Linked DNA regions of Homo sapiens: all the other regions are linked to region 1. A link is a loop called in an ENCODE intact Hi-C map of the cell type or tissue named here. Cell type or tissue: PC-9. All regions are shown on one strand. Links, peaks and the distances in the headings refer to the core of each region. The heading gives the core; the rest is flanking DNA. Region 1 has its middle 30 kb from the start of USP1. Region 2 has its middle 37 kb from the start of ATG4C. Region 3 has its middle 21 kb from the start of L1TD1.

The links. A loop is a pair of places that touch in the nucleus more often than their neighbours do. Peaks named below come from ENCODE experiments on the same cell type or tissue, not always from the same donor. Only the 100,000 strongest peaks of a DNase experiment are listed, where the experiment ranks them.
Region 2: it touches region 1 in a loop (3-fold over the local background); 13 of 110 quality-filtered maps call a loop at or near these places.
Region 3: a loop joins it to region 1, with 17 times the contacts of the local background. A loop is called at or near these places in 106 of 110 quality-filtered maps.

Annotation. Positions count from the first base shown.
Region 1 is chr1:62,401,805-62,412,853 of GRCh38, reverse strand. No RefSeq gene overlaps it. Among named protein-coding and RNA genes, the nearest start is that of USP1, 30 kb to the left of the region's middle. In PC-9, for the core only: CTCF peaks have their summits at 5,080 and 5,281 (motif pointing right); no DNase peak of the experiment used is centred there.
Region 2 is chr1:62,741,575-62,752,623 of GRCh38, reverse strand. No RefSeq gene overlaps it. Among named protein-coding and RNA genes, the nearest start is that of ATG4C, 37 kb to the left of the region's middle. In PC-9, for the core only: CTCF peaks have their summits at 5,701 and 5,902 (motif pointing right); no DNase peak of the experiment used is centred there; H3K4me3 peaks cover 587 bases.
Region 3 is chr1:62,170,180-62,178,203 of GRCh38, reverse strand. No RefSeq gene overlaps it. Among named protein-coding and RNA genes, the nearest start is that of L1TD1, 21 kb to the left of the region's middle. RefSeq lists an enhancer at 670-1,217. In PC-9, for the core only: CTCF peaks have their summits at 2,250 and 2,452 (motif pointing left); a DNase peak (open chromatin) is centred at 2,403.

The DNA.
Region 1 (11,049 bases), core at 2,344-7,343:
AGCCAAATGTAAAAACTTTTAAACTTTTTTTTAATTTTAACTTTTTAGAGACAGGGTCTCACTCTCACTCACACAGGCTGGAGTGCAATGGTGTGATCACAGTAAAATGGGAGAGTTCCCTGATTCTCCTTGCAGGTTGTGTGACAGGGATATGGCTCACCTGTTCGGTTTATTCAAAGCTCAAACCCCTAGAGACAGCATGCAGACAAGTAGTTGCAGAGGCTGGGGCAAGTGCTTTGGGCCCTCGGGCCCGCGGTAACGTCTAGGGGTGGGTGCCTGCAACCCCAGTGTTACAAAGCTCTTTCAGCTTTGCCATCTGCAGTCAGCTTGTGTGTTAATTAGCTCAGTGGACCCTCTGCCTTATCACAAGGGCAGAAGGCCAGTGTAACAGCTTTCTATATGCCAAGCTCTTGCCCAGTGTCCCGGAAGAATCAGATCACACACAGGGTTGAAGGATGAATGTAAGGTTTTACTGAGTGGTGGACGTGGCTCTCAGCAAGAGGGATAGGGAGCTGGAAGGTGGAGGGGTGGGGAAGATAATCCTCCCCTAGAGTTTGGCCGATCTTGGCCGATGTTCAGACACCTCTTCCCTCCGTCTCTGCCGTGCCACTCTGCTGCTCTCCTCCCCTCTCTGCCGCTCTGTCCCTCTGCTCCTCTCAACATTTGGCCCGTTTGTGTGTGTGCTCACTAAGGTCTCAGGTTTATATGGGCACAGGATGGGGGCATGGTGGGCCAGAGTGGTCTTAAAAAATCGAACATTCTGGCATGAAAACAGGAATGCCTGTTCTCACTTAGGTCTGTGGGCGCAGGCCTGAGGTTGGAGCCCTCTCCAGGGCTTCTCTACCCAGCACTTCCCTGTCGCACTCCTGTATCAATAGATCACTGCTGCCTTGAACTCCTGGGCTCACGCAGTCCTCCTGCTTCATCTCCTGAGTGGCTCTAAGTACAGGTGCATGCCACCACACCTAGCTAATTAAAAAAATTTTCTTTGTAGAGATAGGGGGTCTCACCATGTTACCCAGGCTGGTCTTGAACTCCTGGCTTCAAGTGATCCTCCTGCCTCAGCCTCCCAAAGTGCTGGGATTATGAGTGTGAGCCACCATACTTTTAAACTTTTTGAAGATAATATTGAAAAAAAGATGTTTAACCTCAGGATAGGAAAATATTTCTTAAACAAGATGCAAAAGAAAGAAAGAAAAGAAAGAAGAAAGAAAAAAGGAGAGGGAGAGAGAAAGAAAAGAGGAAGGAAGGGAGGGAGGGAGGGAGGGAAGGAGCAAGCGGTGGCCCACACCTGTAATCCCAGCACTTTGGCAGAAGGAAATAGCTGGGACTACAGGTAAGTGCCACCATGCCTGGCTATTTTTTTGTACTTTTAGTAGGGACGGGGTGTCACCATGTTGCCCAGGCTGGTCTCAAACTCCTGGGCTCAACCAACCCACCCACCTCGGCCTCCCAAAGTGCTAGGATTACATGCATGAGCCACCAGACCTGGCCAAATATTCTTATTTAAAAATTTTTTATCCCATAACTCCAGTAGCCAAAATCTTTATCTACTCTAGTTTTATTGCTTTTTTAAAAATTGGAAGCTCAAAAATATTTTGAGGCATGGGTTGAGATGTCCTTGTGGTAGGCAGAATGATGGTCCTCCAAAGACACTGATGTCCTAATGCCTGGAACCTGTGAACAAAATGCCTTACATGGCAAAAGGGACTTTGCAGATATGATTATGGTTAAGGAACTTGAGATGGGAAGATTATTCTGAATTCTCTGGTGTACCCAATATAATCAAATCAGCCTACAAAAACGGAGGATTTTTTTCTAGCTATACCAAGAGAAGGTGATGTGACTGGAGAATAAGAGTCAGACAGGTGTAAAGTTGCTGTCTTTGAAAATGGAGAAAGGGGGCTGTGAGCCAGGAAATGTGGTCAGCCTCTACCGACAAGATGGGTTCTCCCTTAGACCCTCCATAGAGGAATGCAGCCCTGCTGGTTGCTATGTTGCCTGGCCTGGTTTCAAACTCCCTGGCTCCAGTGATCCTCCCACCTCAGCCTCCTGAGTAGCTAGGATGACAGGTGTGCACCACTGTGCCCCTTGCTTACACTTTCATCTTAGCCTATTGAGGTTCACATTGGACTTCTGACCCGTGGAACTGTAAGGTAATAAATGTGTGTTGTTTTAAGTCACTATATTTTTGGCATTTTTTTATAGCAGCCATAGAAAAAAAAATCCCATATTTTTCCCAAGGAGGATTTCTTCAATTTCTCACTTATGCCTTGAGGCACTCCAGACCTGGTCCATTTTAAATAGTGATTTATGATGTGTGTGTATCACGGCGAGGTATATTGCAGTTTTTAAGACACTCATGTAGATTCAGGCCCAAAACCTGTGTGAGAGTTGGTCAATCACTAAAATTCTCAGGGAACTTTTAAAACTTTCTCTTCAAGCCAAGGGCAAAACAAACCATTTTCCCTGTTCTCTACATTTGTGGGGAAGATTATTTTCCCCAGGTTCCCAGGAACAGTATTTTCCTGTTCCTGAGTCCTAGCTTTACCTGTGGTGGTCTCTGCTGGCTCTCTGCCCTGGGTGGGCCCAAGGCTTTATTCCCAGGTTCCTCTGTGCAGTGATGCACCTGCCATTGGTCCATGTATGCTTCTAGGTTATCTGATGGTGTCACCATCAACTTCTTGGGTTAATTTCCTCATTCATACTCCCCTCCCTGCTTTTATGTTCCCATTTCATCCCGGACTTCTTCAGGTTTCCCTTTCCTTCTAATCATCTAAGAGTCAGACAGAGCCTGTGTGTGTGTGTGTGTGTGTGTGTGTGTGTGTGTGTGTGTGTGTTAGTATTTTGTTGAGTATTTTTAGATGATATACAGCAGAAGAATTTAAGGATCTCTAGTCTTTCATAGCAACAAAATGGACATCACAAAAAACTTTTGAATCTGTCCCTTTCTCTCTGTGGCCTTAGTTTGTCTCCACTCTCTACTTTCACACCTTCCTGTCAAGTTCCTCCTATTTAGTCTCTTTCTCACTCTGATCCATCCTTTCCATTGCCAGGAGGGCTGTCTTTCTAAGACATCCATCTATGTATAGTTAATGTCCTATCTCCCGTGTTCGGCATGCAAACCCCTCCATGGTGTAAGTTTGCCCCTATTTCTCCAATCTAGTCACTTCCCTCTTCCCACCCTATACTCCAAATATACTGAGTTATTTGCGTTTTCCCCAGTGAGCTATGTTGTTCAACAAATCTGTTTTTTTTTTCCATATTGATTCCTTTACTCAGAGTACTCTTTTTTTCTCACCCCCATCTCCTTTTGTTAACCTTGAAAACTCCTTAACTTAAATTCCTAGTTTTGTTGTTGTTGTTGTTGTTGTTGAATTTGAGACAGGGTTTGGCTTTGTTGCCCAGGCTGGAGTGTAGTGGTGCAATCACGGCTCACAGAAGCCTCAACTTCCGGGGCTCAAGGGATCCTCCCACCTCCGCCTCCTGAGTAACTGAGACCACAGGCGTGCACTACCACACCTGGCTATTTTTTTGTACTTTTAGTAGAGACAGGGTTTCACCATGATGGCCAGGTTGGTCTTGAACTCCTAAGCTCATGCAATCCACCTGCCTTGGCCTCCCAAAGTGCTGGGATTACAGGCGTGAGACACTGCGCCTAGCTGATCATCTTCTTGATGAGCCTTCTTTGTCCGTCCTTTCCCTCCTCTGCGCACAATTCAGCCAGCTTTGACTGGCCACTGTGTTCCAGCCCCAGTGCTGGTCCAGGAGTTACAAAATTAATAGGATCAAATTTCACCCTTTAGGAACTCATATTTCTGTAGGACTCACCAAGTAATGAGGTTAATCAAGTCATCTTTATGTTACCATTTCACATAGGACTTACTCCTGTTATAGTACTTTATACCAAGTGTTGACTCCTTTGTGTACGTATCTGAGTCTCTTGATGTTTATATTTCCATTCCTAATTAACATATTTTATTCTGATTTTATACAAAGGGATGGGGAGGAATAAATAATTTGTTTATATATCTACCTCCTCTGTTAGGCTGTGGCTTCTTTTAGAAAGTGAATCCTGCATTATTTGTCTTTGTGAATATAGTAGGTACTTAATAAATAAATGGACAAATGAATAAATTCTTACCTGTTCTGACATTCTGTAGTTCAAAAGTTGCCTCTGTAGAAAAGCCCACAGCAAACTTTTCTGATTTTTCTTCACAGAGACTTCCATTATACCACTTAGCCTTTTGTTATATTTTTATATTGTTTGCTCTACATTGAGATAATTTTTTAAAACCCTAGATTTCTAGTATCTAGGGCCTGGCTGGAGTGCAATGGCGTGATCTTAGCTCACTGCATCCTCTGCCTCCAGGGTTCAAGTGATTCTCCTGCCTCAGCCTCCGGAGCAGCTGGGATTACAGGCATGTGCAACTATGCACAGCTAATTTTTATATTTTTAGTAGAGATGGGGTTTGCCATGTTGGCCAGGCTGGTCTTGAACTCCTGACCTCAGGTGATCTGCCCACCTCGGCTTCCCAAAGTGCTGGGATTACAAGTGTAAGCCACTGTACCCAGCCAGGTTGAAGTTTTCAAATGCAAGCCCACCAAGTAGGTCTTAGAAATGTCCACTATTTAAAACATTCAACATTACATATAAAACAACTTAAATTGTAAAACTTAAAACTTCTTAAGTAGTTAAAAGACAGAATTTTGTAGTTAAAAGAGAGAACATGCACAAATAATTGACCAGTTTACTAATTAACTAAAGGTTAAAGAGAAAAAAATTAAAGGGAACTTGGCCGGCACGGTGGCTCACTCCTATAATTCCAGCACTTTGTGAGGCCAAGGCGGGCAGATCACCTGAGGTCAGGAGTTCGAGATCATCCTGGCCAACGTGGCGAAACCCTGTTTCTATTAAAAATACAAAAAATTACTCAGGCCTGGTGGCAGGCGCCTGTAATCCCAGCTACTGGGGAGGCTGAGGCACGAGAATCGCTTGAACCTGGGAGGCAGAGGTTGCAGTGAGCCGAGATCGCACCACTGCACTCTAGCTTGGGGGATGGAGCGAGACTGTCTCAAAAAAAAAATTAAAGGGAACCTTTAAAGTTTTAACCTTTTAACTAGTTAACTGAAAGTAAGTATCACCTACGATTTATCCAACTGAAGTATCTCTGGAACATGTGCTTTAATACTTTGAACCAATTCAAGATATGAGGACTATCTGAGATGTGCTTTTAAGTTTCTTAACAGTAGGTGGCGCTCACATCATAGTGTTGGTTGGTCTTTAAATTTGCTGGTTTTCCAAAAGATAGTGGCCTGGGGAGGCCAAAAGATGGTTCTCCACATTCATTATGTATGTGGAGGTCAGAATGTGTAATTGTTATAAGGACAAAAAACAGAATTGTATTAAACAATAAGTATTGCTAGTAATTTATCCAGACTCTGTTAGCTAGTACTCTAGGCAGTTGGGCACGTTTCTTTGCTTGTGTGGTTTAATCAATATACTGGTTAAAGAAAAGCAGGAGGGAAGAGTGACAATTTAGCAGGATGTTGAAAAGTGAGCAGTATGGGCTTTGGAATTAGATAGACCTACAGTTATATAAAACAAGGGATACCAAGCCCCTCGTTAATATTTACTCTTCAGCGTGGTTTTCACCTCCATTACTCTATTAAAAACAGTTTCCCCACCACCACACCTGGCTAATTTTTGTATTTTTAGTAGAGACAGGGTTTCACCATGTTGGCCAGGCTGATCTCGAACTCCTGACCTCAGGCGATCCACCCGCCTCGGCCTCTCAAAGTGCTGGGATTACAGGTTTGAGCCACTGCGCCTGGCCTTAGCTAGTCTTCTTGCATCTGATAGCAATACCCCACAGATCAGGAGGAGATTCCAGACGTAGATCAGATTTCAGAATCAGTAGGGATTCTCAGTAGAGGAACAACGTAGCAGAAAATCTCAATCACAGCCAATGCTCAGTTAATTCCAGCTTCTACCCATCCTGCTCCATGTTGGTCCCCAAGGTAGCATCCGGGCTCTGATAGACTCATGTGGCATGAAGGGAAGGAGGAGGTTTCTGGTTTGTTGTCATCCTTGGCCAGCATCAGCTGCTGTCAGTCTTGTGTTGCATCCTTGTTTATTGGCCTCTATCTCCACTGCATTTGGTGAGGTAATGACAACTAATTAAGTCTCTCTTCTATGTTCTTGACTTAATTTACTCATTTAGTTCACACAACTATCCTATCAGGTAAGAACTATTGTTACATTCATTTTACAGGTGAGAAAACCTAGGTGCAGAGAGGTTAGGTAAATTGCCCCAGGCCATACAGCTAGACAGCGGCAAATACACTGGCTCCAGACCTGTCTCTTAACCATAGGCTGCATTACCTCTTTCTATCTGGTGTTCCCAAGGGCCCTACTTGGCCAGGAAGGTTGTTTTTTTGTTTTTGTTTTTTTCCTAATATGGTACTAAATTTGATTTGTGACTTAAAAAAAATTTCGACTTTTATTTTAGATATAGCAGGTACAGATGCAGGCTTGTGACTTGGGGATATTGCACCCAGGTAGTCAGCACAGTACCCAATAGGTGGTTTTTCAACCCATGCCCCTCTCCCTCCTTCCCTACTTGAGCAGTCCGCAGTGTCTGTTCCCATGTTTATGTCCATGTGTGCTCAATGTTTAGCCCCCACTTATGAGGACATGTGGCATTTGGTTTTCTGATTTGTTAACTTTTTTAAAAAAGGTTTGCATCTACATTCATAAGAGAGCATGGCTTACAATTGTATTTTCTTGTACTCTTCTTATTTTGGGGAGTATCAACATTATACTAGTCTCATAAAGTGAGTTGGACAGCTTTCCCTCTTTTTCTATTCTATGAAAAACATCTATAAGGGCTTATTTCTTCTATGAAGGTGTAACAGAGCTTGCATATAAAACTGGGCAGCCGGGAGTGGTGGCTCACGCCTGTAATCCCAGCACTTTGGGAGGCCGAGGCCTGTGCATCATGAGGTCAGGAGTTCAAGACCAGCCTGGCCAACATGGTGAAACCCTGTCAGTACTAAAAATACAAAAATTAGCCGGGCGTGGTGGCGGGTGCCTGTAATCCCAGCTACTCAGGAGGCTGAGGCAGGAAAATTGCTTGAACCCAGGAAGCGGAGGTTGCAGTGAGCCGAGACTACACCAATGCACTCCAGCCTGGGTGACAGAGCAAGACTCCATCTCAAAAACAACAACAACAAAAAAAAAAACAAAAAAAAAACTGTCTGGGCTGGTGGCTTTTTGAGCATGGTAAGACTTTTACTTAACTAGCTTCCATCAAGCAGCCATTCTGCACTAGACAGAATGAGGCTGCCGCCTCCTGCAGGGAGCACTGACTGGGATCTTGTTCCTACTGTCAAAGGTGCAGAGTGTCAAGTGGTGGAGGCGATGGCAGTGATGTTTCTGCTAGGACAATCTCATGATGTGAGTAGGCATTTTTCCTAGATGTGTGGGTCCTGATATACAAACCTGGCTGTCAGCCCTACCTGGAGAACTGGGGAGTTACCTAATATCTTATTAGCTCTTCTCTGCTTAAATTAGCTTGAGTAGATTCATTTTTCAGCAACTAAGAATAAACTTTAGGACATAATACATGGTAATTTTTGTATATGTACACTCTTTCTTATTTAATACTATTTTTGTCCACTTAAACTATCATTTCTTATAGTCTACTAACATATAACAAGCTATATTAATAAGTCCATTTAAATTTATGATTTTTTGATCAATCCTTTTATCATCAGATACTGTCCTACTTTCTATTTATTACTTTTAGCCCTAAATTCTATTTTATTTGGTACAATTTTGTTACAGTGGCTTCTTTTCTATTACTATTCCTATTAGTTAGAATTGGGTTCATCTGCAAAGAACTGAGACTCAGAATAACAGGAACCCAAGGGAGAGAGGAGCTTTTTCTCTCAGGTGGAAGTCCTGTGAGAGGCAGCCCAGGGTGAATAGAATGGCTCTGTTTCAGAGCCCTTGGGGACCTAGGTATTTCAGCCTCACTACTCAGTCATCCGTAGTGCATGCTCCTCATCCTCATGATCCTCCGCTGAACTAGAAGCCTTCTCAGCATAATTCAAGAAGGAGCCTGCACACAGGCAGTAAGGTCAGCCCTCTGCAGGATACTTTTCTGTGGATTCAAGATAGTGTCTGTGCTCTTTATTTTTTTAATTTTAATTTTAATTTTAATTTTGTAGAGATGGGGGTCTCACAATGTTGCCCAAGCTGGTCTTGAATTCCTGGGCTCATGTAATCCTCCTGCCTTGGCCTCCCAAAGTGCTGGGATGGCACAGGCGTGAGCCACCGTGCTGGGCCTCTGTGCTCTTTATGATCTCAATGTCAAACATCCCACTTGCCACTTGCCACTCACAGTCTCTTTTCAGCTTTCTCTCTCTAGTATCCCAGCTCAATCATCTTTCAACTCCACTGGGGCCTTCCATCCATTTCTGACATCAGTTCTTCCTTCTCTACTCTTCCCAAGCATACAGTTGTGCCATTTTTCCTTCCATCTTATATCTTATTTGGTCCCAGCACCCCCACACCACCTCCCTCTGCCTGCCAATTATGGTCTCATTTCTTTTCTTTTCTTTTCTTTTCTTTTCTTTTCTTTTTGAAACAGTCTCACTCTGTTGTGCAGTGGCGTAATCTCAGCTCACTGCAACCTCTGCCTCCCGGGTTCAAGTGATTCTCCTGCCTCAGCCTTCCCAGTAGCTGGGATTACAGGTGTGTGCCACCATGCCCAGCTAATTTTTGTATTTTTAGTAGAGACGGGGTTTCACCATGTTGGCCAGGCTGGTCTGGAACTCCTGACCTTGTGATCCACCGGCCTTGGCCTCCCAAAGTGCTGGGATTACAGGCGTGAGCCACCGCACCCAGTCTGGTCTCATTTCTTTAATCATTCTTGAAAAAGCTGTGAGTTCTCACTGTCTCCAATTCTCTGTCCTCCAATCCTTCCCTAAGCTTACTCTAATCAGGCTTTTGCCCAGGTCACCACAGAAACCTCCTCAATTTTGCCAAATCCAGGAGCGGATTCACAGTCCTCATCTGCTGGGAGATCAGGTTCCCTTAGGGCCAGAAGAGGGGGAGCTGTGTCCTGATGAGACCAGCCGTCCGCTGATGAGAAGGGATGGCTAGACCTTTCCATGCCTGCCAGCATTCATCTCATCAGGGTGGTTTGCTTTCACTGACATCCAGTATTACCAATTCATTATTTTAGAAGTTACATGGTGGGCCTGTGTTTTTGACTGCCCACAGGACTCCATGTAGAGAAATTGTCATTGGTGAACTCGTATGTCATTCTTCCTTCAGGAAACATGCTCACCAAAGTGATGACTTTAGCTGCAAGCACACCAGGGAAGTCCAGCCTCCTCTGAGGCTCCCACTCCAGCCCATGTGATGGAATCAAGGCTAAGCTGGGAGGCAGAGAGAGGGGCAGATGGAACAGAAAGACTAACCTCACTAACTGGTCTCACAGACAGTACCCAAATTTAAGAGAGCTTGACATTTTCGGATCCATGTATTTGGAATTTGAAACAGTCTTGGAATGAGAATTATGAGCTTCTTTTTGCAAATTTTATTGTTTTTTTTTTTTGAGACGGAGTTTTGCTCAGCCATCCAGGCTGGAGTCCAGTGGCACGATCTCAGCCCACTGCAACCACTATCTCCTGGGTTCAAGCGATTCTCTGGTCTCAGCCTCCCAAGTAGCTGGGATTACAGGCACCCGCCATCATGCCCAGCTAATTTTTGTATTTTAGTAGAGACAGGGTTTCACTATGTTGCCCAGGCTGGTCTTGAACTCCTGACCTCAGGTGATCCGCCCGCCTTGGCCTCCCAAAGTGCTAGGATTACAGGTGTGAGCCACCGCGCATGGCCAGGTTTTATTCTTAACAAGCATTCATCAAGTAAAACAAGTCAGGCACGGTGGTGGTTCATTCCTGTAATCTCAGCTCTTTGGGAGGCAGAGGAAGGAGGATCGCTTGAGGCTGGGAATTCGAGACCAGCTTGGGCAACATAGTAGGACCCCATTTCTATAAGCAATTTAAAAATTAGCAGGATGTGCAGTCCATGCAACTCAGAGTTGAGGCAGGAGGATTGCTTGAGGCCAGAAGTTAGAGCCTGAAGTGAGCTATGATTGCGCCACTGCACTCCATTCTGAGCAACAGAGTGAGACCCCATCTCTAAAAAAAAATTCAAGTAGAACAATAGTTGTCCAGCCCCACCTGGCTCCCAGTCTCTCACGCCCTCCTCTCCCCACAGCTGGGACCACTTAAGACCCACTTTTTTTTTTTGAGACAGAGTCTTGCTCTGTCGCCCAGGCTGGAGTACAGTGGTGCGACCTCAGCTCACTGCAAGCTCCGCCTCCCAGGTTCACGCCATTCTCCTGCCTCAGCCTCCCGAGTAGCTGGGACTACAGGCGCTCGCCACTGCACCTGGCTAATTTTTTTTGTATTTTTAGTATAGACAGGTTTTCACCTTGTTAGCCAGGATGGTCTGGATCTCCTGACCTCGTGATCCACCCGCCTCAGCCTCCCAAAGTGCTGGGATTACAGGCTTGAGCCACCGCGCCTGGCCTTTTTTTATTTTTATTTTTTTAAATCTCAGACACAACACAAACTCAGTCACTCCTGGCCTCAGGTCAGAGGGCTCTAAGGAGCTTTCACCCAAAACTGGTTGCCTGAGGATATAGCCTTTAGAGTCCTAGGCCTGATTTGCGTGACCCTTTGTTGGTTGAGTGCTACACTGTGGTGGGCTCACTGTTATGGGCTGAGATACAGAGAGAAACGAGACATATTTTCTTATCCTCCCCTCCTCCAAATACAGCTCAATGAAATATACGAACTAACACATACAATAACTGCACAGAATCTGTTATTTGCCAAAGAGAAGGGCCTATGTGTGGACCTTGAAACCTCCCCTTTCCCCCCAAAAATGCACACCTCTGACTCCGGCCTATTCCACCTCTCTTCTTAAAATTTTTTTAAATTTTTGTGGGTACATAGTAGGAGTATGTA
Region 2 (11,049 bases), core at 3,402-8,401, 340 kb before region 1:
CTGGGACTATAGGCTAGAGCTACTGCGCCCAGCCCTAGAATGGATTAATCTTAAAAACTGGTATTTGTCATTCAGTGATGTAGACTTTGTGAACTTTTAAAGAATAACCTTTGGGCCGGGCGCAGTGGCTCATGCCTGTAATCCCGGCACTTTGGGAGGCCGAGGCGGGCAGATGACTTGAGGTCGGGAGTTTGAGACCAGCCTGACCAACATGGAGAAACCTCGTCTCTACTAAAAATACAAAAAAATTAGCCAGGCATGGTGGTGCATGCCTGTAATCCCATCTACTCGGGAGGCTGAGGCAGGAGAATTGCTTGAACCCAGGATGCAGAGGTTGCAGTGAGCCCAAATCATGCCATTGCACTCCAGCCTGGGCAACAAGAGCGAAACTCTGTCTCAAAAAAAAAAAAAATAATAACCTTTAAGTACTGGCACTAAATAAACATAATCCTGCCCAACTTTTTGGTTTCTGTAGAGAAGCCAAAAAGTCAAGAGTTCTTTCTGGCTGCCTTTTTATAAAATATATAAAGCAGCCCAACTGTAGTGGCTCATGCCTGTAATCCCAGCACTTTGGGAGGCTGAGGCAGGCGGATCACTTGGGGTCAGGAGTTTGAGACTAGCCTGGCCAACATGGCAAAACCCTTTCTCTACTAAAAATACAAAAATTTAGGTGAACATGGTGGTGTGCACCTGTAGTCCCAGCTGTTTGGGAGGCCAAGGCATGAGAATTGCTTGAACCAGGAGGCGGAGACTGCAGTGAGCTGAGATCACCCCACCGCACTCCAGCCTGGTTGACAGAGTGAGACCCTGTCTCAAAAAAAAAAAATATATATATATATATATATTATATATACACTATATATATAATATATATACTATATATTATATATACTATATATAATATATAATATATATACTATATATAATATATAGTATATATAATATATATAGTATATATACACTATATATATACACAATATATATATACACTATATATATACACACAAACAAAATATATAAAAATATATATAAAGCTAGGTTTTTTTATAATTGTATTTTAAAAGTAGAGTTTTTATGATATCAAGAGTTAATATTAAGTTAGTAGCTTCCTTCTGAACCTTGCTCCAAGTCAAAGTTTGAGACCTGGCTTTGGGTTAAAGTAACAAATGGCCCAGTTTGACCCTTCCCTCTTCTTCCAAGCCCACTGAATTCCTGAGTCTCCAAATACCAAAAATAGCTCATCCTCTACCAAGACAGAGAGAGAGAGAGAGAGAGAGAGAGAGAGAGAGAGAGAGAGAGAGAGAAAGGTTATTTTTAGATTCAGAGGAATCTGAAATTGGGCCAGGTTGAAATTTAGACTAACACAAGGAATGTTTATGAGCAATATTTGACTTACTGTCTTTCCCTGGAAAGCAGTGTAGTGTAGAAAAAAAGAGCATGGGATTGTTAAAAATGATGTTTATGAATAGTTCATGATAACATGGAAATGTGCCTTATGTTGTAATGGTAAGTGAAAACAACTGAATAAAAAATTATACTTGCAAAACAGTCACACCTCTGTTAAACAAAAAATGAAAAATTACACTTAGAAGAAAGAATATCAAGAAATACAGATCAAAATATCAACAATGCTGGCATTTAGATTATGAAACTTTGAATAATTCTTTTTTTTTACTGCTTTTCTGCATTTCACAAATCATTTATAATTTGTGTGTGTATATATTTGTAATTAGAAAATAGTAACTTTCAAAAGAATGAAAGGAAGTAAAAGAAGGCAAGAAAGAGAAAATGTGAGTTTTGGAGTCAGACTGATCTGAGTTCAAATCACCTAAAAATTGAGACATGTTAGACAAGCCAAGAAGTATAATAATATTTAGTCCCTACTGGGTTACAGGTGGCTTAAACAGCAGTTCTGCCACTACCCGTGAGCAAAAAGAACTGCTACTTTGTATCCTCATGCTTTAGAGGGTCTTATATATAATATACCCCTCTCTCTCTCTTTCACACACACACACAAAAACAAAACAAAACAAACAAAAAAAAAACCATGAGTGCCTTCATCATTGTCTAACTGGTGTTCAGCACTGGCTCAGTGCAACCCTTCATCTTAAACATGTATTCTCAGGACTAACATTGTAACATTGTTCAGGACTCAGAGAAATGCTTCTCTGAATCTCTTGCCCTACCAAAGGCAACTGTGTTCAAATGCTGTAATAGTCTGTGGGTTTTCCTGGTGGCAATATAAAAGATAAATACTGCTTCAGAGTATGGAGAGGACTTGAGTAGCAAAATGCTTAGGTAAGAAAAAAGAGTAATTAATTAACTTGTCAAATTCTTCCTTTTAGCATGAATGCAATAGATTCTTCCATAGCCAAGAATCATTTTCCATTAGAGCAAAGCATCCACTTTCTTGCTTCTGTTCCTATTCCAGTTTGTGGTTCCTAAGTACTCATGAAGCAGCATGGTATTCACAAGAGTTACGTATTGTTACTATGGCAGGCAATCTTCTAAGATGGTCTCCAGTGATTCTCACCTCATTGTATTTATGCCCTTTAAAGTACTATGGCTTCCATCTTACTGGCAGACTCTCTCTATTGCCTTCCTGGCTCACATGCTTTGATGAAACAAGCTGCTATTGTTGGATGGACCCATATGGCAAACAACTGAGGGTGGCCTAGGACCAACAGCTAGTAAAAAACTTAGGCCCTCAGTTCAACAACCTGCAAAGAACTGAATCCTGGCAACAATCACTGTGTAAACTTGCAAGCACATTCCTCCCCAGTCATGCCTTCAAATGAGACCAAAAACCAAAAACCTTGGCCAGCACCTTGACTGCAGCCTTGTCCGAGACCAGGAAGCAGAGGACCCACCTAAGTAAGCCATGGCAATTCCTAACCCACAAAAAGTGTGAGATAATAAATGTTATTCTTTAAAACCACTAAGAGGCTGGGCATGGTGGCTCACACCTGTAATCCCAGCACTTTGGGATGCTGAGGCAAGCAGGAGTTTGAGGTCAGGAGTTTGAGACCAGCCTGGCCAACATGGCAAAACTAGTCTCTACTAAAAACACAAAAATTAGCAAGGTGTGGTGGTGGGTGCCTGTAATCCCAGCTACTCGGGAGGCTGAGGCTGGAGAATCACCTGAACCCAGGAGGCAGAGGTTGCAGTGAGCTGAGATCGTGCCACTGTACTCCAGCCTGGGCAACAAAAGTGAAACTCCATCTGCAAAAAAAAAAATACTAAGAGTTGGAGTAACTTGTTATTCAAAATAAATAATGTAGTGGAAGAGAAAGATTTTGCAATATTAAACATTACATATTACTCCTCAATGTACATATATACATATACGTAGATCTAAACATAATAATTCATGATGTAGTTTAACAATTCTTTACATTGGCAACATGACAAGCATTGCACATTAACAGTGCAAATAGTTTTATCTTTATAAAAATATTTAACAAGTTAAATAAAATTAAAATTAAATACTATTAAATATTTTCAAAATATTAAATTTTTATTTTACTTGAATAATTTTTATTTTGTTAATAAAATTTTTGCTTTGAATTTTAATAAATGAAATTAACAATTTCAGAAGAAAAATAACTTTTTAAAATATAAAAATAATTGTTAAATTTTACATTTATTTTAACTTATATTTTTATAAAATTTATGCAAATTTTATGACCTTATACTTTTTTATTTTTTAATTCCTCAGGCCATTTTACAATAAAATACAATTTATGTAAAAATATTGATTATAAAAACACATTTAGTTATTTTGTTGAAATTAAGGGAAGAAAACTAATCTCATGGAATAAGCATGTGTGATGAGTTGAATTGTGTCCCCTGCTCCTAAAATTTACAGGTTGAAATCCTAAACCCCAGTAACTCAGAATATGACCTTATTTGGAAATAGAATCATTGCAGATATGATTAGTTAAGGTAAAGTGAGATAATACCAGAGTAGGGTGAACTGTGAATCCTATATGACTGGTGTCCTTATTAAAACGGGAAATTTGAACACAGAGACAAACATGAAGGGATAACTCTAGGTGACGATTGGAATTATACTTTCCAGTAGGAGCATGAGACAGATCTTTTCTAGCTCCTTCAGAGGGAGCATGGCCTTGTCAATGCTTTGATCGTGGACCTCCGGTCTCTAAAATTGTGAGATAACAAATTTCTGTTGTTTAAGCCACTCAGTTGGTGGTACTTTGTTATAGCAGCCCTAGCAAACTAATATAGTATGCAATAATTTATAAATTATGTATGTCTTTCTTTTATTACTTGCCCAAATATTGCCAGTCTATCAACAGGATACACAGACATACACAATAATACTTAATTAAGCTCAATCAACTTTGATATTCAATCAATTTGTTATTCATCAATTTGATGACATTCAATAACAGAAAACCATAAGTTTAACCATATTTCCCAATTTGTTATTATAAAAGTATATTTAGACAAGGTAGAAAGATAAAAAAGTATAGTTTTAGCTCTTATAATTAGGTCTATGATCCATTTTGAGTTCCGATGGTATATGCTATGAGGTTAAGAGTTCATTCTTGTGCAAGTGGATATTCAGTTGTCCTAGTGTCATTTGTCGGAAAGATTATTTTTGCCCCACTAAATTGTATTGGCATGTTTGTTGAATATCAGTTGCCCATAAGTTATGGATGTATTTCTGAACCTGCAATTCTATTCTGTTGATATATATGTCTATCCTTATGCCAGCACAATACTGTCTTGACTACTATAACTTTGCGGTAGGTTTTGAAATTGGAAAATGTGAGTTCTCCAACTTTCTTCTTTTTCAACACTGTTTGGCTCTTCTGGGTCTCTTGCATTTCCTTATGGAGTTTAGAATAATCTTGTCAATTTCTGTAAAAAAAAAAAAAAAGCCAGCCAGAATTTTCATAGGAATTACGCTGAATCTGTAGCTCAATTTCAAGAGTATTGACATCTTAACAATATCAAGTCTTCCAATCCATGAACACAGATGCCTTTCTATTTATTTAAACCTCTAATTTCTTTCAATGATTTTTGTATGTTTTGTGTAGAAATCTTGCATTTCTTGTGTTAAATTTATTCCTAAGTATTTTATTCTTTTTGATGCTATTGTAGATGAAGTTGTTTTCTTAATTTCATTTTCAGATTACTTGTTCCTAGTGAATAGGAAAAATAACTGATTGTTGCATATTGATCTTGTACCATACCACCTTGAGTACACTTATTTATTAACTCTTAAACTTTTTTGTGGATTACCTAGGATTTACTTTCTGTATATGTGATGTCATCCATAAACAGATAGTTTTGCTTTTCTCCTTTCCAATTTGGATGTGTTTTATTTCTTTTTCTTAACTAATTGCCCTGATTAGAACCTCTAGAACAATGTTGAATAGAAGTGACAAGAACAATATCTATGTCTTGTGTCTGATCTGAAGGGAAAATCTTATTAGCTGTTGGACTTTGAGCAAGATATCTAACTTCTCCGTACTCAGTTTCCTTATCTGCAAAATGAAAATAATAATAGTACCTCCTTTATAAGGTTCTTGTGAAGATTATAAGAATCAATACAAGTAAAGTACATGGATCAGTGCTGGACATATGTCGTCTGCTTTTATTTTGGTCACTTTACTAAACATCACATGTACTGTCATCATCATTCTTAGCGTAATAGACAAGTTGGCTAAATTTCAAAGAATAATTCCTAAACCTGGGTATCTGTGTTACAAATTGTAGCTTATATTAAAGATATCCTCCTTCATAAAAAGTATAACATGAAGGTTGAGCAGATTAAATATGTCTAGAAAGTTGACCCTAGAATTAGTGATGAGAAAATATTGGGCATAGAAACGTAACAAATTAAACAGATTTCAATGAGTTGCCAGTAGATGGCTCTCTTAATCTGCTATTTCATTTTGAGTTCAGCTCTGTGCTTTTTTATATATTAAGTCACATCATCAAAAACCGCTGAAGAATGAGGCAGAGTGCTTTCCAGGAGCGATCTAATTTATTTGCCTTTCTTCTGGTGGGATTTACCATTCACAGTTGTAAACACACTTGCAGAGAAACCTCCTCAGTCAACCTCTGAGCTGAGAAACCTCCTCAGCTATGGTTTTGTTTGTTTTTAATTAATAAAACATGAGGAAACACTTTTGGATTTTGTTTTGTTTCGTTTTATTTTGAGACAAGGTCTCACTCTGTCACCTAGGCTGGAGTGCAGTGGTGCAATCTCAGCTCACTGAAACCTCTGCCTCGGGGTTCAAGCAATCCTCCTGCCTCAGCCTCCTGAGTAGCTGAAATTACAGGTGTGTGCCCCCATGCCCGGCTAATTTTTTAAATTTTTTGTAGAGACGGGGTTTCACCGTATTGCCCAGGCTGGTCTCAAACTCCTGACTCATGCGCCTGCCTCGGCCTTCCAAAGTGCTGGGATTATAGGTGTGGGCCACCAGGCCCGGCCTGGAAATGTTTTAATTGGAGCCTTAGAATGTCAATTATTTTTATTCACCGTGCTAGATGAATGAACATAATTTATTTTTTTAATTTTTCACAGACAATGGACTTCCAGTTTTTCTTGCTATATTTCTTTTTAATAGCTTTAGACCTGTCTAATCCTTCCCTCAGTTTTTCTCTGTATTATAATAAAGCCAAGTAATGGACTTATACAAATTTATCTTTTCTTTCTTTCTTTTTTTATTTTAGAGATAGGATCTCTCTATGTTGCCCAGGCTGCATTTGAACTCCTGGGTTCAAAGTGATCTTCCTGCTTCAGCCTCCCAAGTAGCTTGGACTACAGATACATAGCACCATGCCGGGCAAGTCTATTTGTTCTTTAATATATCGGTTAGCTGTTCAAGACCTTTCTGTTCCTGTGGCACTTTGCCTTCATTTTATTATACTGTCATTTATTAGCATTGATTACTTTTACTACTAGTTCCTCAAATGTTTGGTGAAGCTATACCTTATTCTCTAAGACATTAGTTGCTGTGACAGATACATCCAGATGTTTGCCTGTCAAACCTTACAATGTATAGAGTTCATAGCCCTACCTACTGCTTCTGCAAAGTTCTAGAACTTATTTCCTCAGAATTATGTCTCTAAACTCCTAAATATGCCTGTGCTCTACAGTTCCATCCCATCCTAGGCCAGTTGAGAGAGGAAGAACAGACTCTTCCACTGGTTTCACAAAAAACTTGCTTGTAGCCAAATACTTGATAAAAGTCTGCAGGGTTCTAGAGAGGAGTCACAGGGCAAGGTGCCTAGTCTTTCACCAGTTCAAACAGTTGTTTGGTTTCCCTTCATATTTTCTCTTCTTTACTTCTCTCCATTTCATCCCTATATCTCCAGAATAAAAAAAATAAACTCAACCCTCTTCTCCACAGAACCGTTCTTCCAAGAGTCAGATGTTAAGTTCCTCAGATTCCTGAACTGTTCCCATGGGTAACTCTAAAGCTGGATGGCCTTTTAGGTACGTCCTGAATCAAGGCAAGAGGCCAGCCCTTTGTATCCCTCATTGATCAGTCTTTGGATTCAAGCTATTCTCAGGGAGGAGGGATAAACTTGAGTGAGACACCTCCCTTTGTCTCAGAAAGAGACTCAACTATGAGCCATCAGCAGCCAACACTCCCAAAACCTGAAGGAAACCAATGCTTCGATTCTAAATAAGGCATCTGGGTAGTGTGCTGTAGAATTCACTTCAGAGTCCATCTTCAGAAGAAAAAAGCAAGGCCCCAAAAGCAAGAAATAAACCAGAATAAGCTATGAAGACCCAACAACATTATTTGAGTCCCTTAGCACAGTTCTATTCCTGGAATTTGTAGGGATGTGAGCCAATAGATTCCATTTTCTGCTTTTGCTGTTTGAAATTGGGTTTCTGGCACTTACAACTGAAGGACTCCTGACTAACAATACTTTATGTTTGAAGAAAGCAATAATCACTATTTTCTACTTCCTGCACTTATCACAATGTTTGTATTATAATTTCTTTGTTTATACATCTATTTCTCTAATGAAATTATAAATTTCTTAAAAAATCATATTAGGTTGGTGCAAAAGTAATTGCTGGTTTTGCCATACTTTTATTTACCCTATCTCTAGCATCTATAGAAATGCATAAATAAAGGTGATAGGGAATAAATATTTGTTGAATTAATGAATAAGAAAGTGCCAAGATTATAGACAATGAATGGGTATGGACATGGAAGAGTTCACAGGGCACAATAAGTAAAGAAAGGGTAGTCAAAAATTGACTTACCAAAAAAATAGACTTGAAAGACATAATATTTGGGCTCTCAGAGTTCACATCTCCTCTCTTAGCCCTACCCAAAGTGGAATTTAACCAAAGATACTTAGATTTATTTATTTATTTACTTATTTATTTATGAGACAGAAATGTGTTCTGTTGCCCAGGCTGGAGTGCAGTGGTGCAAACATGGCTCACTGCAGCGTTGATCTCCTGGGCTCAAGTCATCCTCCTGCCTCAGCCTCCTAAGTAGCTGGGACCACAGGCACACACCACCATCCTTGGCCAATTTTTAAAAAAATTTTATTTATTTATTTTTAAATTTTTTTCCTTAAGTTATTGGGGTACAGGTGGTATTTGGTTACATGAATAAGTTCTTTAGTGGTGATTTGTGAGATTTCAGTGCACCCCATCACCCGAGCAGTACACACTGCACCATATTTGTAGTCTTTTATCCCTCACCCCCTTCACACTCTTCCCCTCAAGTCCCCAAAGTCCATTGTATCATTCTTATTATGCCATTGTGTCCCCATAGCCTAACTCCCACATATCAGTGAGAACTTATGATGTTTTGTTTTCCATTCCTGAGTTACTTAACTTAGAATAATAGTCTCCAGTCTATCCTGATCACTGTAAATGCTGTCAATTCATTCTGTTTTATGGCTGAGTAGTATTCCATCACATATATATGATATATGTATCATACATATCATACATCCATATGATATATGTATCATACATATCATACATACATATATGTATATATCTCATATATGTATATATCTCATATATATGATACATATATACACCACAGTTTCTTTATCCACTCATTGACTGATGGACAATTAGTTTGGTTCCACGATTTTGCAACTTGTGAATTGTGCTGCTATAAACATGTGTGTGCAGTATCTTTTTCGAATAATGACTTATTTTCCTCTGGGTAGATATCCAGTAGTGGGATTGCTGGATCAAATGGTAGTTCTACTTTTAGTTCTTTAAGGAATTTCCACACTGTTTTCTATAGTGGCTGTACTAGTTTACATTCCTACAAGCAGTGTAGAAGTGTTCCCTGTTCACAGCATCCATGCCAACATCTACTATTTTTTAATTTTTTTGATTATGGACATTCTTGCAAGAGTGAGGCAGTACCGCATTGTGGTTTTGATTTGGATTTCCCTGATCATTAGTGATGGTGAGCATTTTTTCATATGTTTGTTGGCCATTTGTATATCTTCTTTTGAGAACTGTCTATTCAAGTTCTTAGTCCACTTTTTGATGGGATTGTTTTTTTCTTACTGATTTGTTTGAGTTCATTGTAGATTCTGGATATTAGTCCTTTGTCAGGTATAGATTGTGAAGATTTTCTCCCACTCTGTGGGTTGTCTGTTTACTCTGCTGACTGTTCCTTTTGCCATGCAAATCTCTTTGGATTAATTAGGTCCCAGCTATTTATCTTTGTTTTTATTGCGTTTGCTTTTGGGTTCTTGGTCATGAAATCCTTGCCTAAGCCAATATCTAGAAGGGTTTTTCCAATGGTATCTTGTAGAATTATTATAGTTTCACGTCTTAGGTTTAAGTCCTTAATCCATCTTGAGTTGACTTTTGTATAAAGTGAGAGATGAGGATGCAGTTTCATTCTCCTACATGTGGCTAGCCAATTATCCCAGCACCATTTGTTGAAAAGGGTGTTCTTTCCCCACTTTATGATTTTGTTTGCTTTGTTGAATATCAGTTGGCTGTAAGTATTTGGGTTTATTTCTGGGTTCTCTATTCTGTTCCATTGGTCTACGTGCTTATTTTTATACCAGTACCATGCTGTTTTGGTGACAATGACCTTATATTATAGTTTGAAATCAGGTAGTGTGATGCCTCCAGATTTGCTCCTTTTGCTTAGTCTTGCTATGGCTATGGGGGCTCTTTTTTGGTTCCATATGAATTTTAGAATTTTTTTTCTAACTCTGTGAAGAATGATGTTGGTATTTTGATGGGGATTGTGTTGAATTTGTAGATTGCATTTGGCAGTATGGTCATTTTGACAATACTGATTCTACCCATCCATGAGCATGGGATGTGTTTCCATTTGTTTGTGTTGTCTACGATTTATTTCAACAGTGTTTTGTAGTTTTCCTTGTAGAGGTCTTTCAACTCCTTTATTAGGTATATTCCTAAGTTTTTTTTCGTTGTTGTTTTTTGTTTTTTGTTTTTTTGCAGCTATTGTAAAACGGGTTGATTTCTCGATTTGATTCTCAGCTTGGTCGCTGTTGGTGTATAGAAGAGCTACTGATTTGTGAATATTAATCTTGTATCTGGAAACTGCTGAATTCTTGTATCAGTTCTAGGAGCTTTCTGGAGGAGTCCTTAGGGTTCTCAAGGTAAACCATCATATCATCAGCAAACAGTGACAGTTTGACTTCCTTTTCACTGATTTGGGTGCCCTTTATTCTTTCTCTTGTCTGACTGCTCTGGCTAGGACTTCCAGTACTATGTTGAAGAGGAGTGGTGAGAATGGGCATCCTTGTCTTGTTCCCGTTCTCAAAGGGAATGTTTTCAACTTTGCCCATTCATTATTATGTTGGCTGTGGGTTTGTCATAGATGGCTTTTATTACATTAAGTTATGTCCCCTGTATGCCAATTTTGCTGAGAGTTTTAATTATAAAGCGATGCTGGATTTTGTTGAATGCTTTTTCTGCATCTATTGAGATGATCATGTGATTTTTGTTTTTACTTCTGTTTATGTGGTGTATCACATTTATTGACTCATGTATGTTAAACCATCCCTGCATCCCTGGTATGAAAT
Region 3 (8,024 bases), core at 1-5,000, 230 kb after region 1:
AGTCAGGGAAAACAAACCTTGTAAACAATTTGAAGAGATTTATTCTGAGCCAAGTATGAGTGACCAAGGCCCAAGGCAAAATCTCAAGAGGTCCTGAGAACATGTGCCCAAGGTGTTGGGTTACAGGTTGGTTTTACACGTTTTAGGGAGACATAAGCATCAATCTAGACACGTAAGGTATGCATTGGTTTGGTTCAGAAAGATGGGATAGGTGGATACAAAGATTTTCTGATTGGCATTTGGTTGAAAGAGTTATTATCTAAAGGCTAGGAATCAATAGAAAGGAGTATCTGGGTTAAGATAAGGGGTTGTGGAAACCAAGGTTCTTATTATGTAGAACAGATGGTAAATGTCTCTTATCAAGCCTTAAAAGGTGCCAGACTCTAGTTAATCTCTCTGGATCAGGAAAAGACCTGGAAAGGGAAGGTGATTCTCTACAGAATGTAGATTTCCCCACTAGAATGTAGATTTGCCCACCAGGGCCATTTTAAAATATGTCAGAAGAATATATTTTGGGGTAAAATACTTTGGATTTCTTTCAGGGCCTGCTCTCTGTCATGTGAAACTATACTAGAGTCACGTTGGAATTTGGTATCTTATTGCTACAAAGAGTGGGCTTTGTCAGTCTTAGGATCTCTATTTTAATGGTTTGTTTTTGTTTTTGTTTTTGTTTTGAGACAGAGTCTCGCTCTGTCGCCCAGGCTGGAGTGCAGTGGTGCCATCTTGGCTCACTGCAACCTCTGCCTCCCAGGTTCAAGTGATTCTCCTGCCTCAGCCTCCTGAGTAGGTGGAATTACAAGCGTGTGCCACCACGCCTGGCTATTTTTTGTATTTTTAGTAGAGACGGGGTTTCACCATGTTGGTTAGGTTGTTCTTGAACTCCTGACCTCCTAATCCACCTGGCTTAGCCTCCCGAAGTGCTGGGATTACAGGCATGAGCCACCGCATCTGACTTTTTCTTTTTTTCATTTCTTTTGAGAGGAGGGCTTGCTTTGTTGCCCAGGCCGGTCTTGAACTCCTGGGCTCAAGCGATCCTCTCAAAGTGCCGGGATTACAGGCGTGAGCACCACACCAGGCCTAAAATCTCTTATTTTAATGTTAATGCTGGTCAGTTGTGCCTGAATTCCAAAAGGAGAATGGTATAATGAGGCTTGTCTGATCCCCTCTTCCCATGATGGCCTGAACTGGTTTTTCAGGCTTGCTTTAGAATGGGGGTGGGGGTCTCCATTCAGTTGGTTGGGGGGCTTAGAATTTCATTTTGATTCACACAAAACTAACTCTCAGTGGAGGTCCCAACGTGGTGGGCTCTGCATCTAGCCCTCACTGATGCCAGGACTCAAACTAGGAGCAAAGGAAGAGAACCAGCAAGATGGGTTCAACAATCTAGGGAACCTGGTGCATCCCCGTCCACTAGCCCTGGGACTAGAGGTGATTTTTTTTTTTTTTTTTTGATGGAATCTCGCTCTGTCACCCAGGCTGGAATGCAGTGGCGCGATCTTGGCTCACTACAACCTCTGCCTCCTGGATTCAACTGATTCTCCTGCCTCCGCCTCCCGAGTAGCTGGGACTACAGGTGCGTGCCACCACACCTGGCTAATTTTTTTGTATTTTTAGTAGAGATGGGGTTTCACCGTGTTAGCCAGGATGGTATCTATCTCCTGACCTCATGATCTGCCCACCTTGGCCTCCCAAAGTGCTGGGATTACCAGAGTAAGCCACTGTACCCGGCTGGGACTAGAGGTCTTCTCTCACTTGCACCTGGGGATGGAGGCTAGTTGCTGTTTTTCCTAAATTAAGGCCTACCCTCTTATAATGGCTGGCCCTAACTCTGCAGCCAATATATTAAAAAAAAAAAAAAAGGCGGAGGGATTAATTAGAGCTTTTTTATTTTTTATTTTTTGACATGGAGTCTTGCTTTGTCACCCAGGCTGGAGTGTAGTGGCACAATCTCAGCTCACTGCAACCTCCACCTCCCAGTTTCATTCCTGCCTCAGTCTCCTGAGTAGCTGGGATTACAGGCACCTGCCAACATGCCCGGCTAATTTTTGTACTTTTAGTAGAGACGGAGTTTCACCATGTTGGCCAGGCTGGTCTTGAACTCCTGACCTCCTGATCCGCCCACCTCAGCCTCCCAAAGTGCTGAGACTACAGGCGTGAGCCACCGCACCTGATGCTTAGAGCTTTCTTTTTGGGAGTGTAGTACTCTTCTAGCCTTGTGGACATGTCCTAATTTGCTATGCTTTCTGGAGAGAAGGGTGGCATCTATGGAGATGGGATGCCTATTCCCACCTGTTATAAGTCTTTCTCATTTCTCACTTGCCATCATAATTTCTGGGGAGCCCTCTTCTGACTTAAGTAATGAGATCAAGCAATTTCTTTTGAACAAGATTTCCATCTTTCTAGCCAGGCAGGAGCCAGGTAAATGGAAAACCTGCGCCATCTTCTGGCTAAGATGTGAGTAGCTTTCTGAAGAGTCATTGTTCTTTAATATTAGATACAGGTTTTCCTCTGCTTTTCTAGCTGTTAAATTGGAGGTTCTTCAAAGAACTTTAGAGTATGTACGCCTGTGCGTGTTCAGTGACGAATCAGGGAAGAAACTAGGTTGAAATACAGACTCTGATTTGTACATGTATACCTGCAGCGATCCAGGGTTCTGATGTAAACTGTTCATGGGCCACACTCTGAGAAACAGTAAAAATGTTGCAGTGAAGGCCAAAACTTCATTTCATTAAAGGGAAAATCTGATCACAAAACTCTCCAGATTAAAACAGCTCAGTTGTCCAGGTGGGGTAGCTCATGCCCATACTCCCAGCACTTTGAGAGCCCAAGGCAGGAGGATCACTTGAGGCCAGTAGTTTGAGACCAGCCTGGGTAACATAGTGAGACCCCATCTCTACAATAAATAAGTTAGTTGGGCATAGTGGCATGCCTGTAGTCCCAGCTACTAGGGACACTGAAATAGGAGGATTACTTGAACTCAGGAGGTGAAAGCTGCAGTGAGACGTGATCGTATCACTGCACTGTGGCCTGGGCAACAGAGAGAAACCCTGTCTCAAAAAAAAAAACAAAACAAAAAAACACAAGATCAGTGACTGCATAATGCTGAAAGGATAAATTCCACACTCCGTCAAGTGGCTTAGAGGGCCCTTCCTGAGCGGGACCCTGCCTGTCTGCCTGGTTGCCTGTCTTTCCACTTCTCTCGTCTTATGTTCCAGTCATACTTGATCCAGGAGTTTTTGGAATTCACTATTCTGGCATCCCACTTTGAAATGTTGCTGCTCTCCCTGGCCACCGTGCCATAGTACTCCTCATTGTTCCTTCACCTGACCACCTGGCTAACTCTTACTGTTCTGCAGCCTCTGCAGGTGGTTTTCCTGACCCTTCTTGTACCTCTCATGTCTTTTTTTTTTTTTTTTTTTTTTTTTCCCCGACATGGAGTCTTGCTTTGTTGTGTAGGCTGCAGTGTAGTGGCGGGATCTTGGCTCATTGCAACCTCCGCCTCCTGGGTTCAAGCGATTCTCCTGCCTCAGCCTCCCTAGTAGTTGGGATTACAGGCACCCACCACAATGCGTGGCTAGCTTTTGTATTTTTAGTAGAGATGGGATTTCACCATGTTGGCCAGGCTGGTCTAGAACACCTGACCTCAAGCGATCCACCCCTTTGGAGTCCCAAAGTGCTGGGATTACAGGCATGAGCCACTGCACCCAGCCCTCAGCTCATATTTTTGTTGTTGTTGTTGTTGTTTTTGAGATGGAGTTTCACTCTTGTTGCCCAGGCTGCAGTGGCTCAATCTCAGCTCACTGCAACCTCCACCTCCTGAGTTCAAGTGATTCTCCTGCCTCAGCCTCCCAAGTAGCTGGGATTACAGGCATGCGCCACCACACCCAGCTAATTTTGCATTTTTAATAGAGACGGGATTGCTCCACGTTGGTCAGGGTGGTCTTGAACTCCCAACCTCAAGTGATCTGCCCACTTCGGCCTCCCAAAGTGCTGGGGATTTACAGGCGTGAACCACCTTGCCTGGCCTCATGTCATTTTTTAATAAGAGACAGTTTCACTATGCTGCTGAGGCTGGGGTACAGTGGTTTTTCACAGGTGTGATCACAGCACACTACAGCCTCAAACTCCTGGACTCATTCAGTCCTCCCGCCTCGGCCTCCAAAGTGCTAGGATTACAGGCATGAGCCACTGTTCCTGACCAGTAAGTTGTTTTTGTTTGTTTGTTTGTTTGTTTTTTGAGACAGAGTCTTGCTCTGTCACCCAGGCTACAGTGCAATGGCATGATCTCGGCTCACTGCAATCTCTGCCTCCTGACTTCAAGTGATTCTCCTGCCTTGGCCTCCCGAGTAGCTGGGATTATAGGCATGCACCACCATGCCCAGCTAATTTTGTATTTTTAGTAGAGGCGAGTTTCTCCATGTTGGTCAGGCTGGTCTTGAACTCCCGATCTTAAGTGATCTGCCTGCCTTGGCCTCCCAAAGTGCTGGGATTACAGGCATGAGCCACCACGCCTGGCCTACAAATCAATTTTAATTACTGTCAGGGCCGGGCACGGTGGCCTACGCCTGTAATCCCAGCACTTTGGGAGGCCGAGGCGGGTGGATCACTTGAGGTCAGGAGTTCGAGACCAGCCTGACCAACATGGTGAAACGCCATCTCTACTAAAAATACAAAAAAATTTAGCTGGGGATGGTGGTGGGTGCCTGTAATCCTAGCTACTCGAGAGGCTGAAGCAGGAAAATCATTTGAAACCGGGAGGTGGAGGTTGCACTGAGCCGAGATTGCACCATCACACTCCAGCCCGGGCAACAAGAGGGAAACTCCATCTCAAAAAAAAAAAAAAAAAAAACGACCACTAAATCTGCTAGTGTTTTCCTTTTTTTTTTTGAGACGGAGTCTTGCTCTGTCACCCAGGCTGGAGTGCAGTGGCTCGATCTCAGCTCACTGCAAGCTCCACCTCCTGGGTTCACACCATTCCCCTGCCTCAGCCACCCGAGTAGCTGGGACTACAGGCGCCCGCTACCACGCCCAGCTAATTTTTTGTATTTTTTAGTAGAGACGGGGTTTCACCATGTTAGCCAGGATGATTTCGATCTCCTGATCTCATGATCTGCTCGCCTCGGCCTCCCAAAGTGCTGGGATTACAGGCGTGAGCCACCGTGCCCGGCCTCTGCTAGCATTTTCTAAGTGTATCCTATAATAGCAATCTTACTTAGAGTACTCAAAATGATAAATTCTAGCAACAAGTCTCCTTCAGAGTGCAGACATTGGAAAGGAGCAGGATATGGGCAGGGTGGGGGCGGGGGGGCACCCGAGGACTGAAATCCATGGCCAAACCCTGAAACCCTCACATCTGTATCTTGTTGCTCAATGTCCAGGCCAGGCAAATGGATCTAACTGGCCAATGGAAAAGCTGGGATTAGAAGGCAATGGAACCTGGTCATAGTCAGAGACAAAGCACCAACAGGTATGAGGATCACGTCCACCTTCCCGTACTGTCAGTTAATAACCTGGCTGGGGTTGAAACTGACCTTCTGAGGCTCTGGCCACACTGGAGGTCAGGAATGCTTGCACTACAGCCAGGCCTTTTCTGCCTTCCCTCCCCTCCTGTCTGGTTCCTACTGAGGACTCAGCTAAATGAACATGTTTTTCTCCATTGGTCTGGATGGTTCCAGAGACAATCAGCTGCAGTGCTACAGTGGAAAGTTGGAAGGAAGAGAGTGAGTTTGGGAGGATGTGGCCCAAGCCTGGACTGACTTCATTTCTAGCCTATGAAGATGATTAAACAGCGACTTAGGGTCTAAAGACCAGTACCTTCCAGGTAGCTCTTTAGGTCTGGAATTCTCAGCTCTGCATTCCCTCTCTCAAGGTCTCATCTCTTCCGGAAGAGTTAGTTGGTTATCTGATGGGATAGAAAATCTGAATATTGGGCCAGGTGCTGGTGGCTCACGCCTGTAATCCCAGCACTTTGGGAGGCTGAGGCCCCTGAGGTCGGGAGTTCGAGACCAGCCTGACCAACATGGAGAAACCCTATCTCTACTAAAAATACAAAATTAGCCGGGCATGGTGGTGCATGCCTGTAATCCCAGCTACTCGGGAGGCTGAGGCAGGAGAATCGCTTGAACCCAGGAGGCGGAGGTTGCAGTGAGCAGAAGTCGTGCCATTGCACTTCAGCGTAGGCAACAAGAGCGAAAGACTCCATCTCAAAAAAAAAAAAAAAAAAAGCAAAAAGGTCTTATAGGGAAAAGAGAGATCAGACTGTTAGTGTGTCTATGTAGAAAGGGAAGATATAAGAAATTTCATTTTGACCTTACCCTGAACAATTGCTTTGCCCTGAGATGCTGTTAATCTGTAACTTTGCCCCAACCTTAAGCTCACAAAAACCTGTGTTGTATGAAATCAAGGTTTAAGGGATCTAGGGCTGTGCAGAATGTGCCTTGTTAACAAAATGTTTACAAGCAGTATGCTTGGTAAAAGTCATCGCCATTCTCTAGTCTCGATAAACCAGGGGCACAATGCACTGCGGAAAGCCGCAGAGACCTCTGCCCTGGAAGGTTGGGTATTGTCCAAGGTTTCTCCCCATGTGATAGTCTGAAATATGGCCTCGTGGGATGAGAAAGATCTGACCATCCCCCAGCCCGACACTCGTAAAGGGTCTGTGCTGAGGTGGATTAGTAAAAGAGGAAAGCCTCTTATAGTTGAGATAGAGGAAGGCCACTGTCTCCTGCCTTTTCCCTGGGAACTGAATGTCTCGGTATAAAACCCGATGGTACATTTGTTCAATTCTGAGATAGGAGAAAAACCACCCTATGGCGGGAAGCGAGACATGTTGGCAGCAATGCTGCTTTGTTATTCTTTACTCCACTGAGATGTTTGGGCAGAGGGAAACATCAATCTAGCCTACTTGCACATCCAGGCATAGTACCTCCCTTTGAACTTAATTATGACACAGATTCTTCTGCTCACATGTTTTGTTGCTGACCTTCTCCCTATTATCACCCTGCTCTCCTACCACATTCTTCTTGCTGAGATAGTGAAAATAATAATCAATAAAAACTGAGGGAACTCAGAGACCGGTGCCGGTGCAGGTCTTTGGTATGCTGAGCGCCGGTCCCCTGGGCTCACTTTTCTTTCTCTATACTTTGACTCTGTGTCTTACTTTTCTCAGTCTCTCGTCCCACCCAACTAGAAATACCCACAGGTGTGGAGGGACTGGCCACCCCTTCAAGTCTGAATGTTGTTTGCCTGGGAGTGAAATTTCCTGTAACTCCTTGAGGAGCTTTAAAAAAAAAAATACCGGTTCTTAGATTTCTCCCTTTCTCCCCCTACTCTGGGGTGTGCTTGGGCATTGAGCCTTTAAAATATCCCCAGGTGATTTGAATGAATAGCCCAGGTTAAGAACCACTGCCCTAAAAAGAGCAGCAGGTTTGTGCTATTTCTTTTTTTTTTTTTTGAGACCGAGTCTCACTCTGTCATCCAGGCTGGAGTGCAGTGGTGCAATCTCAGCTCACTGGAACCTCTGCCTTCCGGGTTCAAGATCCTCCTGCCTCAGCTTCCCGAATAGCTGGGATTTACAGGCGCCCCCAAGCCCGGCTAATTTTTGTATTTTTAGTACAGACGAGGTTTCACCATGTTGGCCTGGCGGGTCTGAAACTCCTGACCTCAAGTGATCCACCCGCCTCGGCCCCAAAGTGCTGAGATTACAGGCATGAGCCACCGCACCCTGTCAGGTTTGTGCTTTTTGGACAGGTGGGGCTGTGTGTTGTACCTGTCTGCTAACAAATGTTCATACACCTGGGCATGGTGGCTCATAACTGTAATCCTGGCACTTTGGGAGGTTGAGTGGGAGGATCGCTTGAGGCCAGGAGTTTTAGACCAGCCTGAGCAACATAGTAAGACCTCGTCTCTACAAAAAATTTTAAAAAGCCCACTGTGGTGGTGTGTACCTGTAGTCCTAGCTACTCAGCAGGCTGAGGCAGGAGTGTTATTTGAGCCAAGGAGGTCGAGGGTGCAATGAATCCTAG